2 separate regions of the Homo sapiens genome follow, and region 2 is linked to region 1. Evidence: read pairs that join two places in POLR2A ChIA-PET (ENCODE). Cell type or tissue: GM12878. All regions are shown on one strand. Links, peaks and the distances in the headings refer to the core of each region. The heading gives the core; the rest is flanking DNA.

Region 1 (5,372 bases), core at 218-5,217:
AAAAGAAAGAGAGACAAAACCAACATGCCACAGCCTAGACAATTCCATCCAGCACTGCTGCCTCCAGATCTGTTTTCTGGCTTTCTCCACCCAGCACTGCTGCCTCCAGATCTATGTTTTGTGGCTCTCTCCTCACCCTACTCCAATTAATTTAGCCCCCGACCCCATCTACTTTGTTAGGGTGGAGGTTCACCAAATGATGGGGCTTGTTCAGAAGAGAAACATTTTATGGTCAGTGGAAGTTGAGTAGAAAGTACCAAAATGTGGAGAGGGCTGCCCTTCTCTTTTAATCATCATAAGAGGGTTTGCTAATACTGAAGAGTGTCCTTTAATGACTGATCCCTGATCAAGGCTTTGGCCCTTCAAATTGCTGCTGTTCAAAATGTGAAATGATTCTGCTGAATCCATTCTTGGTGTCTCTCTTTAGTGGTCTTCTCATTAGTGGTCTTCTCTTCAAATGGGTTGTTTTCTCACTAGGAAAAACAATGTTCCATCTCTGGAATTAACGTTGATGGTGTTTTGCTCATTCTGAAAGTTTTTATCCTCCCTTCTCAAGCATGGCCACTCTGGGTGGCCAGAGTGGAGCATTTGAAGGTCTGGTGGGTGTTCTCACGGTAACACTGAAGAATTTTGGCCTGCAGATCAGCACAGACTGGATGAGACTCATACCGCTTGAACTTTGCTTCCACCTCTTCAGCAGCTTTCTGATATTGTTCAGTGGTGACTCTGAAGAACTCTGAGTTCCTCTTCTCCAGTCTAGCCAGCTGTTCGTTGTAGAATGCATCCTGCTTCTTTAGCACTCGGTCTTTCTCTTCCAGCTGCCTAGCCAGGTGCTTTGCCTTAGCGCGTTCCTCCTCGCTAGATATCCTCTCCCGAAGGATGGCTCTGGTTAACTGCTCATTGGCAGCAACCCTCTCTCGGTCCAGCTCTTTGGCTGCTTTAGTCGTTTCTCATCTTCAGATTCTTTCTTGGCTTGCTCCAATGCCAGCTCCTCAGCTACTCTTCTTTTCAATTCTTCATCAGAAACTGAGGCACCATAAGCACCAGAATACCGCTGAGACTTCGAACCAGATGGAGAGGATTCCTTCATTCGATCAATCACATTTTCTGAAAGCCGGATGCCCTTCACCACGGTAATGTTCTCATTCTCGTCCGCCTCGAAGGTGACCCGGCGGGTGCTGGTGGTCCCACCCATGGCTCCGGTTCCTGCCCCAGCGGAGACCTAGCGCGGAACCACGAGCACTTCGGGGCCCCCGCGCCCACACGCGCATGGAAGGGCCTGGATTCTTTTCCCGCACGGCGGGAGCAAGGCCACGGCCCCTACTCACTGTTTCAATGAATTATGTACCTTGGTATCCTGGACAAGGTCCCCAATATGAAGCAACTATGTTGTCTGGGTAAGTACCCAGGGTTCATCATCTCACACCAAGAAAATTTAGGATATGGACACACATGAGGAGTTTAGGAGCAGAGGTTTAATAGGCAAGAGAAAGAGAAAGAAAGAGAAAGGAAAACAGCTCTCTCTCTAGTGAGAGAGGGGGGACTTCTGAGAGGAAAAATCCCCCTCTTTTTTTTTTTTTTTTTTTTGAGACGGAGTCCTGCTCTGTCACTCAGGCTGGAGTGCATTGGCGCAATCTCAGCTCACTGCAACCGCCACCTCCCAGGTTCAAGCGATTCTCCTGCCTCAGCCTCCTGAGTAGCTGAGTAGCAGGCAGATTACTTGAGCTCAGAAGTTCAAGATCAGCCTGGGCAACAACATGGGGAAACTCTGTCTCTACCAAAAAAAAAGTAGAGATGAGATCTTGCTATGTTGCCCAGGCTGGTCGTAAACTTGAACCAGGGAGGCAGAGGTTGCAGTGAGCCAAGATTGCACCACTGCCTTCCAGCCTGGGCGACAGAGCGAGACTCTGTCTCAAAAAAAAATTATTTCACTTTATCTCCAGTATTGGCTTACAAGTTATACCTATTTTTAAATTTTCAGTGGTTACCCTAGGACTTATAATGCATATATTTAACTTACCACAGTCTACTTTCTTTTTTTTTTTTTTTTTTTTTTTTTTGAGACGGAGTCTCGCTCTGTTGCCAAGGCTGAAGTGCAATGGTGTGATCTCGGCTCACTGCAACCTCCGCCTCCTGGATTCAAGCGATTCTTCTGCCTCAGCCTCCTGAATAGCTGGGACTACAGGCATGTGCCACTACACCCAGCTAATTTTTGTATTTTTAGTAGATACAGGGTTTCACCATATTGGTCAGGCTGGCCTCAACTCCTGACTTCGTGATCTGCCCGCCTTGGCCTCTCAAAGTGCTGGGATTACAGACATGAGCCACCGCACCTGGCCCAGAATCTACTTTCAAATAATATTAAACCATTTCCCATATATTGCAAGAACCTCACAACAATATACTTCCAGTTCCTTCCTACCAACTTTGGTACTCTTCTTAATCTTTTTCTTTTTTTTTCTTAAGATGGGGTCTCGCTAAATTACCCAGGCTGGTCTTGGACTCCCGGGCTCAAGCAGTCCTCCCACCTTGGCTTTCCAAAGTGCTGGGATTACAGGTGTGAGCCACTGCGCCTGGCCAATTATTTTTTAAAGAGATTAAAAATAAGAATAATGGGCTGGGCGTGGTGGCTCACACCTGTAACCCCAGCACTTTGGGAGGCCAAGGCGGGTGGATCATCTAAGGTCGGGAGTTTGAGATCAGCCTGACCAACGTGGTGAAACCCCGTCTCTACTAAAAATACAAAAATTAGCTGGGCGTGGTGGCGCATGCCTGTAATCCCAGCTACTCAGGAGGCTGAGGCAGGAGAATCGCTAGAACTCGGGAGGCGGAGGTTGCGGTGAGCCGAGATCGTGCCATTGCACTCCGGCCTGGGCAACAAGAGTGAAACTCCATCTCAAAATAAATAAATAAAAGAATAATGTTTTTCATCTTTACCTTGTATTTTTACCATTTTCAGTACTCTTCATTTCTTTGTGTAGATCCAAGTTCTGCCTGGTATCATATACCTTCTGCATGAGGAATCTCCTTTACCTTTTCTCATTGTAGGTCTGCTGACAATGATTTTTCCCAGCTTTTGTTTGTTGCTTGGTCAACTTTCAGCCACCCCTGCACACTTGCACCCCAGCCGAGCTCCTTCCCCATGCTCCCGCGTCTCCCACTGTGGTAGACTGCCTTTGCTTGTTCCTTGGTGCTGGGCTCCTCAGGAAGTGGGATGGGTTTCTCTGTTGTCCTGACCCAGCCTTCGTCTTAGGCAGACTCAATACATCCGGGACTTAGGCTGGAGCCTTCTCAGCATTCCTGCCCCTCCTCCATGTATTTCTGGTTATCTGCAGTGTTAGCAGTTCTCAGCTTATTATTGCTGTAGGATCCTGGGTCCCAGATGGTTTCCAGCCCCCCTGAAAAAGTAGAGGGTTTTTGCTTCTACCCTTCCCCCAGGTGCAGTGGGTCACGGAGTGAGAGTGTTTCCTACCCACCCAACACCAAAGGCAAATGAGTTTTGCTTCTACTCCTTTCTAGAAGCAATAAATCTTTGCTGAGCTGTGGCATGAGAGGGTCTGCTTTCCCTCCCGCAGACAACTTTGTCCCCTTTAAAAGCAGCTTGTGGGACTTCATGCTCATCCCTCAACTGCAGCCTACTACCTGCACACCCGTGCCACTGAGGGGGCTCTCTCTGGTCTCCTGCCCTGCCTCCAGTCTTGTGAGGACCCACTGGAGGCCCATGGAAAAGAATTTGGAGTGAGTGCCAACTCCCCTTGTGTCTAGGCCCCAGTCTGTACCAAACTGATATGCTGGCGCACACTTGGTGCTTAAAACATTTTTTAAGCTTTAGTTGACTTTCTTTTACTCACTTGAATGGCAGCCACCACATTCCCCCATGCTCTGACAAAGGTGATGCAATTTGTGTGTTCCATCACATCTGTGAGAGGCTTGTATCTCTTTGAAATTCAATTGATTTGGTTGCCTTGCAACCTTAGCTCTCTGATGAGCTCAAGAAAAATTAGGACTTCATAAATTATCTGCCTTTTCCTCATTGTTAAGGGAGGAGCAATGTTCTTTGCCACTTTCTTCATTCCAGGTGACAGTGGAAGCCTAAAATCTTTCTTGAAACTTACTTTTTATTACTGAACAACATATCTTGGATATCTTTCATGGCAATAACCAGGGATTTACATAGTGTTTCAGTACTACCTCGGCTGCAATGGGGTACCCTACATAGGAATATTTTCTTTTTTTTCTTTCTCTTTTTGAGACAGAATCTCGCTCTGTCACCCAGGCTGGAGTGCCGTGGCACGATCTCGGCTCACTGCAACCTCCGCCTCCCGGGTTCAAGAGATTCTCCTGCCTCAGCTTCCCAAGTAGCTGGGATTACAGGCACATGCTGCCACGCCCAGCTAATATTTTGTATTTTTAGTAGAGATGGGGTTTCTGCATGTTGGTCAGGCTGGTCTTGAACTCCTGACCTCAGGTGATCCGCCCACCTCGGCCTCCCAAAGTGCTGGGATTACAGGCATGAGCCACTGCTCCTGGCGGGTTTTTTTTTTTTTTTTTTTTGAGACTTTTTTTTTTCTGAGACTTTTTTTTTTGAGACAGGGTCTCCCTCTGTCACCCAGGCTGGAGTGTAGTGGTGTGGTCTCGGCTCACTGCGACCTCCGGCTCCTGGGTTCAAACAATTCTCCTGCCTCAGCCTCTGGAGCAGCTGGGACTACAGGCGTGCGCCACCATGCCCGGCTAATCTTCGTATTTTTAGTAGAGACGGGGTTTCACCATGTTGGCCAGGCTGGTCTTGAACTCCTGACCGCAGGTGATCTGCCCGCCTCGGCCTCCCAAAGTGCTGGGATTACAGGCGAGAGCCACCACTCCCGGCTAGGAATATTTTCAGAAATAATTCCCAAACCCTCAAGGATGGGTCCATCTCTTGCTGCATCCGAGCATTTGTGCCAGGCACTGTGGGGCAAAGCATTCGTCCACTCACTTCGTAAGTATTTACTGAGAGCATCCCATGCACACGTATCTACCAGGCTAGCTGCTGGAGATTCTATAGGCAGACCTGGTCGTGGCCTTCATGGGGCTCAGAGTATGGCAAAGCAGATAGTGGGGAAAAACATCACAACAGATGTGGTAAGTGTTACAAAAGGGAAGTAGAGGACACTGTGAGAGATTATGACTAGGGAACCAACCTAGCCCTGTTCAAGAAAGGCCTTCCTGGCCAGGCACGGTGGCTCATGTCTGTAATCCTAGCATTTTGGGAGGCGAAGATGGGTGGATCACTTGAGGTCAGGAGTTCGAAACCAGCCTGGCCAAATGGTGCAACCCATCTCTACTAAAAATACAAAAAAAAAAAAAAATTTAACGGGGCATGGTGGCGGGTG
Region 2 (5,372 bases), core at 139-5,138, 54 kb before region 1:
AGGCCCACACAGGCGATGGATGACTCAGGAATAACCCAGGTCCTGGGTGTGCTGAGCGAGCCTTCTCTCCCTGCCTCAGGAGGAAAGGGGGCAGGTGGGAGAGGCGGTGAGGAGGAAAGGAGGCTGTGTATGGGCTGGCATTCCCAGAGACAGCCTCAGGCCCCCAGCTCTAGTTCCCCGTCACTCCTGTATTTTTCTGCATGCTGCCACCTCTGAGAAAGGTTATTTGCTTCACAGTGGGACTTGGAGTGGGTCAGCTTTTTCCCCAAACCCAAGAAGTGATCCACAGAAAGCAGCCAAGGCTCAAAATACTAAAGTCTTTAAATCTCCCCCAATTCAAAATGATTATGGGAAAAATTGAATTTCTAAACTGAAAAGGCCCTTGGAATCAGGGCATGAGGATGAAAAGAACACAGGCTCTGAAGTCAGACAAATCTGGGCTTAAACCCCAATGTTTTCTAGCTGTGCAAGTACCTTTCACAACCTCTAAACTAGATATGAATAAGTGGCAGCTTAGCTGGATGTGGTGACCTGTACCTGTGGTCCCAGCTACTCAGGAGGCTGAGGTGGGGGGATTGCCTGGAGCCAGGGAGGTTGAAGCTGCAGTGAGCCGTCTTTGCGCCACTGCACTCCAGCCTGGGAGACAGAGCGAAATCCTGTCTCAAAAATAAACAAAATAAAAAATTAATAAGTGGCAGCTAATTAACAAGTATTTAACAAATATATCACCAATTACCGGACGGGTGCAGTGGCTCATGTCTGTAATCCCAGCACTTTGGGGGGCCGGGACGGGCAGATCGCCTGAGGTCAGGAGTTCAAGACCAGCCTGGCCAACATGGCGAAAACCCATCTCTACTAAAAATACAAAAATTAGGCCGGGCGCGGTGGCTCATGCCTGTAATATCAGGACTTTGGGAGGCTGAGGCGGGCAGATCACCTGAGGTCAGGAGTTCGAGACCAGCCTGGCCAATATGGTGAAACCCTGTCTCTACTAAAAACAAACAAACAAACAAACAAACAAAAAAACCAAAAAATTAGCCAGGCATGATGGTTGGTGCCTGTAATCCCAGCTACTCAGGAGGCTGAGGCAGAAGAATCACTTGAACCCGGGAGGCGGAGGTTGCAGTGAGCTGAGATCATGCCTCTGCACTCCAGCCTGTGCAAAAGAGCGAGACTCTGTCTCAAAAAAAAAAAAAAAAAAAAAAGAAAAGAAAAAAATACAAAAATTAGCTGGGGGTGGTGGCGCATGCCTGTAGTCCCAGCTACTTGGGAGGTTGAAGTAGGAGAATCACTTGAACCTGGAGGCGGAGGTTGCTGTGAGCCGAGATCGCCTCACTGCACTCCAGCCTGGGCGACAGAGTGAGACTCCATCTCAAAAAAATAAATAAAAATAAAATAATAGGGAGTCAGGTGTGATGGCTCATCCCTATAATCCCAGCTACTCAGGAGACTGAGGCGGGAGGATCATTTGAGGCCAGGGATTCAAAACCAGCCTGGACAACAAAATTGGAAGATCCCCATCCCCCATCTCTAAAAAAACAAAACAAAACAAAATGAAAAATTAAGTATCTATATTATCAATTAGAAAACGGGCTCAGGCCAGGAGCAGTGGCTTACGCCTGTAATCCAGCACTTTGGGAGGCCAAGGTGGGAGGATCAGCTAAGGTCAGGAGTTCAAGACAAGCCTGACCAACACGGCAAAACCCCATCCCTACTAAAAATACAAAATTAGCCAGGTGTGGTGGCACATGCCTGTAATCCCCACTACTCAGGAGGCTGAGGCAGGAGAATTGCTTGAACCCAAGAGGCAGAGGTTGCAGTGAGCTGAGATTGCACTATTGCACTCCAGCCTGGGCAAAAAGAGCGAAACTCTTGTATCAAAAAAAAAAAGAAAAAAGAAAACAGGGGCTCAGAGAGGTTATGCCTTGCCTAAAGTCACACAGCTGGGCAACAGAGAGCTGAGACTAGATCTCAGGTATCTTAACCTTTCACCCCATCCTACATGTTTTCCATTGTAATCATTTCTCTGCCTCTCCTTTTCTCTCCCAGAGGGCATGCAACATTCTGGGGGAAAGGACAAGTCCTCCATTTCAAAGATTTGCTGCTCCACAGATAAGGGCTATGAGAATGTCAGTCCCCAGTGCAACTCTGGCCCTCATCCTCCTTCATGCAAATACAGGTATGTTCAAGTTGTAGAAAAGAACTTGGAGCTGAGCCAAAGCTGTCAAGGCTCCAGACCACCCAGACCCTTTAGCCCTTCCTGCCTACAGGAGGAACAGGTGTCCCTCCTGACAACAATCCAGGTTACCAATGTGGATGTGTCTGGTCATTGACTCTCCTCAAAGCCCCTTTAAATCTCTCATCCCCCTTGATCCAACAAGAACCCAGCATGTTGGCCTGGCAGGAGAGAGTTTGGCCTTGAGTGATTAGTCCCAGGCATGCTAAGTGACCTCAGGCAGGTCACAACCGAAGGCTCAATTTCCTTAGATGTAAAATGATGAACACATCAATACCACATGCTATTCTAACCCACAGGACCACTGAGAAGATCTAAATTAAATATTGTACACACAAGTGCTTTGGAAACAAATTTCAGTGCTAATGAGAAGTACTATTAAACTCCTCCTGCCTTGTAGAGCTAAACAAAGTTGTGCCACCTGCTCCCAACAGAGGCTGCCTCTCAGGGGACTCTGCTGGGCCCTGAGGGTAACCAAAAGCAGCCTGTCACCTTTCTGCTCAGAGGCGGGAGGTCATAAGGTCAGCCACCCCTTGTGGCTAAAGGAGACCACCCTTTACCTGGCACTTCCCTGCCCAAGCAGGGAAGAAGCAAGCTCTGGTCTGATGGCTGAGAGGGCACCGGAAGAGAGATAGCAGGCAGGGTTGCTAGCAGAGAACAAGGGATAGGCCTCCTGAATGCAGGATTCAGGTGCATCCAAGAAGACTCACAAAAACAAAGGACAGGTGCACAGCTGGACACAGAACACCTACAGCTTTCTCAAGGCAGGGACAGGGCTCCCACCAACGACATGTGCCCAACTCCTAGAGGGAGTCCTACAATTCCTGAGTGCAGGTGCAGTGAGCTGGGCGCTTCTCAGTGCAGGGCCATGTGCATCTGCTGCGGGAATGCCAGAGGCAGGAGATGCAGCTGCACCCCTCTAGCAGGCTATGCCAAGACTCGAACAGACAATAAATAGCAATTTGACATCACTGAAGATAACCTCTCTGAGCCATTTCCTCATCTGCAAAACAGAGACAGCTTTTATCTCATGTGATTTGAGTAGGGATTAAATAAGATTGCTTTTATAAAGTGCCTGACACTACTCTGTAGATACTAAGTGGCAACTATTATTAAAACACACACACCCGTTCAACACAGGAGATGTCACAGGGCAGGCAAGGCCTAATGCCACTGTTATGGATAAACAATAAGGGAAAAGGGTTTGGGAGAGAAAGAGAAAGTGACTGCTGTGGGCTGGGAAGACCTCCCAAAAGGGGAAGAATCTGCACGGCCCTGAAAGTTACTACAGTGAGCTGGGCACTCTACCAGGCATTCCCACGTTCAGCCTCTACGTTGGTCTTAAGGATGAGGCAAGTCAGGTTCAGAGAATGAGGTGCATGAACCTCAAGGTTCATGGTCACACAGGTACTGAGAGGCAGCATCAGGAGCAGAACCCAGGGCTTCTGACTACGTCTTTCCTTTGTACCAGGGCTGGACGCCATGGGGCTGGCTTGGAAGGAGAGGAAAGGCAAACTTCGAGGGTGCTCAGCTGAATGAAGTCTGGGCAATCTGACCAACTAAGCCCTCTAAGTGCCTTGGCACTCCTAGAGACACATGTCCTACCTGAAGCCTTCCTCCCAGTCCCCAGCTGACCTCCCTCCCACTGTTCTGCAGTCAGTCTGCTATTTTCCCAAAGAGAAAAAGGTCATCGCTTCCTTTTTAGAGTCCTATCTGGGCTTCTTGAGACAGTTTCAAGGTGACCTTTAGGCTATTTGTTCTTCTCTTCTTTTGAGAAGTGAGAGAGGCACCTTCTAGTGTCATTTTTATAGGAAACCAGTTGCTGGGTCTGATATCCATGCATGTGAAGTGGGCAGTGACCCCATCTCCCCTATTCACAGACTTAATCTACAGAGGAGATGGCAGGATTCGCCTTGCAAAGACCAAAACCAAAAAAAGCTATAAGATATAAAGGGACAAAAGAAGCCTTTTGTGTCCCTGGTCAGGAGACAAGATGAATACCTGCTTTATGGGCTCCCGGGCCTCTGCCAGGCATTCTGGGTCAGGAACATGGGTAAACAATTGCAGGAGATGCCAGTGGTGAGCTGAGTTACAGTGAGGCTCTCCTCTGGAATAAGTACTAGCCTGGGAGTCAGGTGAACATGGAACAAAGCAGAGTTCATGCGGGGTCCACAGCACAATGTGGGGTGGGGAATGCACCTAACTCCTAAGGCTTGGAGTCATTCCCACAGTTTTCCCAATAGCCTAAATCCTCTTCACACCACTGGCCCCTCCCCACCAAGGACAAGCAAGAATTCCTGACTGCTGGGGAGAGAAAAAAGGTCCAGAGAGGGAAGGTGACTTACCTAATGTCACCCACTGAGTCAGAGGTAGACTAGAACCCAGAAGCAACTATTCTAGAACTTCAGCTCCCACCCTGCTCCTCCCACCCCAGTCTCTGCAAGAGTCTACCCGAGGCTCTGCTCCATGGTTAGGGTAGGAAGGAGAACTGCAAAGCACTTTCTATTCTTATAGGAGGGGTAACCTGCAAGGGAAGCAGCTGCCATAGATGACAGAATGAGGGCTCCAACGGAACTCCTACCCACGCAGGGGTGTTGAGAGAATAGGCAAGACCCCAAAATCAGCTCCCAGGCTCTTGGGTATCTGAGAGTGCAGAGGGAGCATGGCCTCAGCCCCCCACCCTTATCCCTACAAGGCAGCTGGTGTCATCTTCCCTCCCGCCATGACCAGCTCAAGTGAACAGTATAGGACACATGGAAACCCTGATACCCTAAGGAAGGACATTGGTGGCAGCCTAGGTTTGAGAGATTTGTAATCCTTCAGCTCAGAGGAAGGTTGTAGGAGGCTGAGGTAGGGATGCATTTGCTGTAGGTGGTTAAAATATTAACAGGGGCAGCTGTCACTCATTGAACACTTCCTGTGTATACAAACTTTTATGTGCATTTATTTATGTAATAATCACATTAATAGCACTATAACTGGATACTATTAGTTCCCATTTTATTTTTTTTTATTTATTTATTTAGAGACGGAATTTCACTCTTGTTGCCCAGGCTGGAGTGCAATGGCGCAATCTTGGCTCACTGCAACCTCCGCCTCCTGGGTTCAAGCGATCCTCCTGCCTTGGCCTCCAGAG

Evidence for each region. ChIA-PET counts read pairs that join two places held together with the same protein. Peaks named below come from ENCODE experiments on the same cell type or tissue, not always from the same donor. Only the 100,000 strongest peaks of a DNase experiment are listed, where the experiment ranks them.
Region 2: POLR2A ChIA-PET joins it to region 1 with 5 read pairs; 19 of 35 experiments call an interaction of 5 or more read pairs at or near these places.

Annotation. Positions count from the first base shown.
Region 1 is chr1:27,200,279-27,205,650 of GRCh38, forward strand. It overlaps the pseudogene CHCHD3P3. Among named protein-coding and RNA genes, the nearest start is that of WDTC1-DT, 31 kb to the right of the region's middle. In GM12878, for the core only: no CTCF peak of the experiment used is centred there; no DNase peak of the experiment used is centred there.
Region 2 is chr1:27,146,117-27,151,488 of GRCh38, forward strand. All of the region lies in intron 1 of SLC9A1 (solute carrier family 9 member A1), which reads right to left. Among named protein-coding and RNA genes, the nearest start is that of SLC9A1, 6.3 kb to the right of the region's middle. In GM12878, for the core only: no CTCF peak of the experiment used is centred there; no DNase peak of the experiment used is centred there; H3K4me3 peaks cover 1,475 bases; H3K27ac peaks cover 517 bases.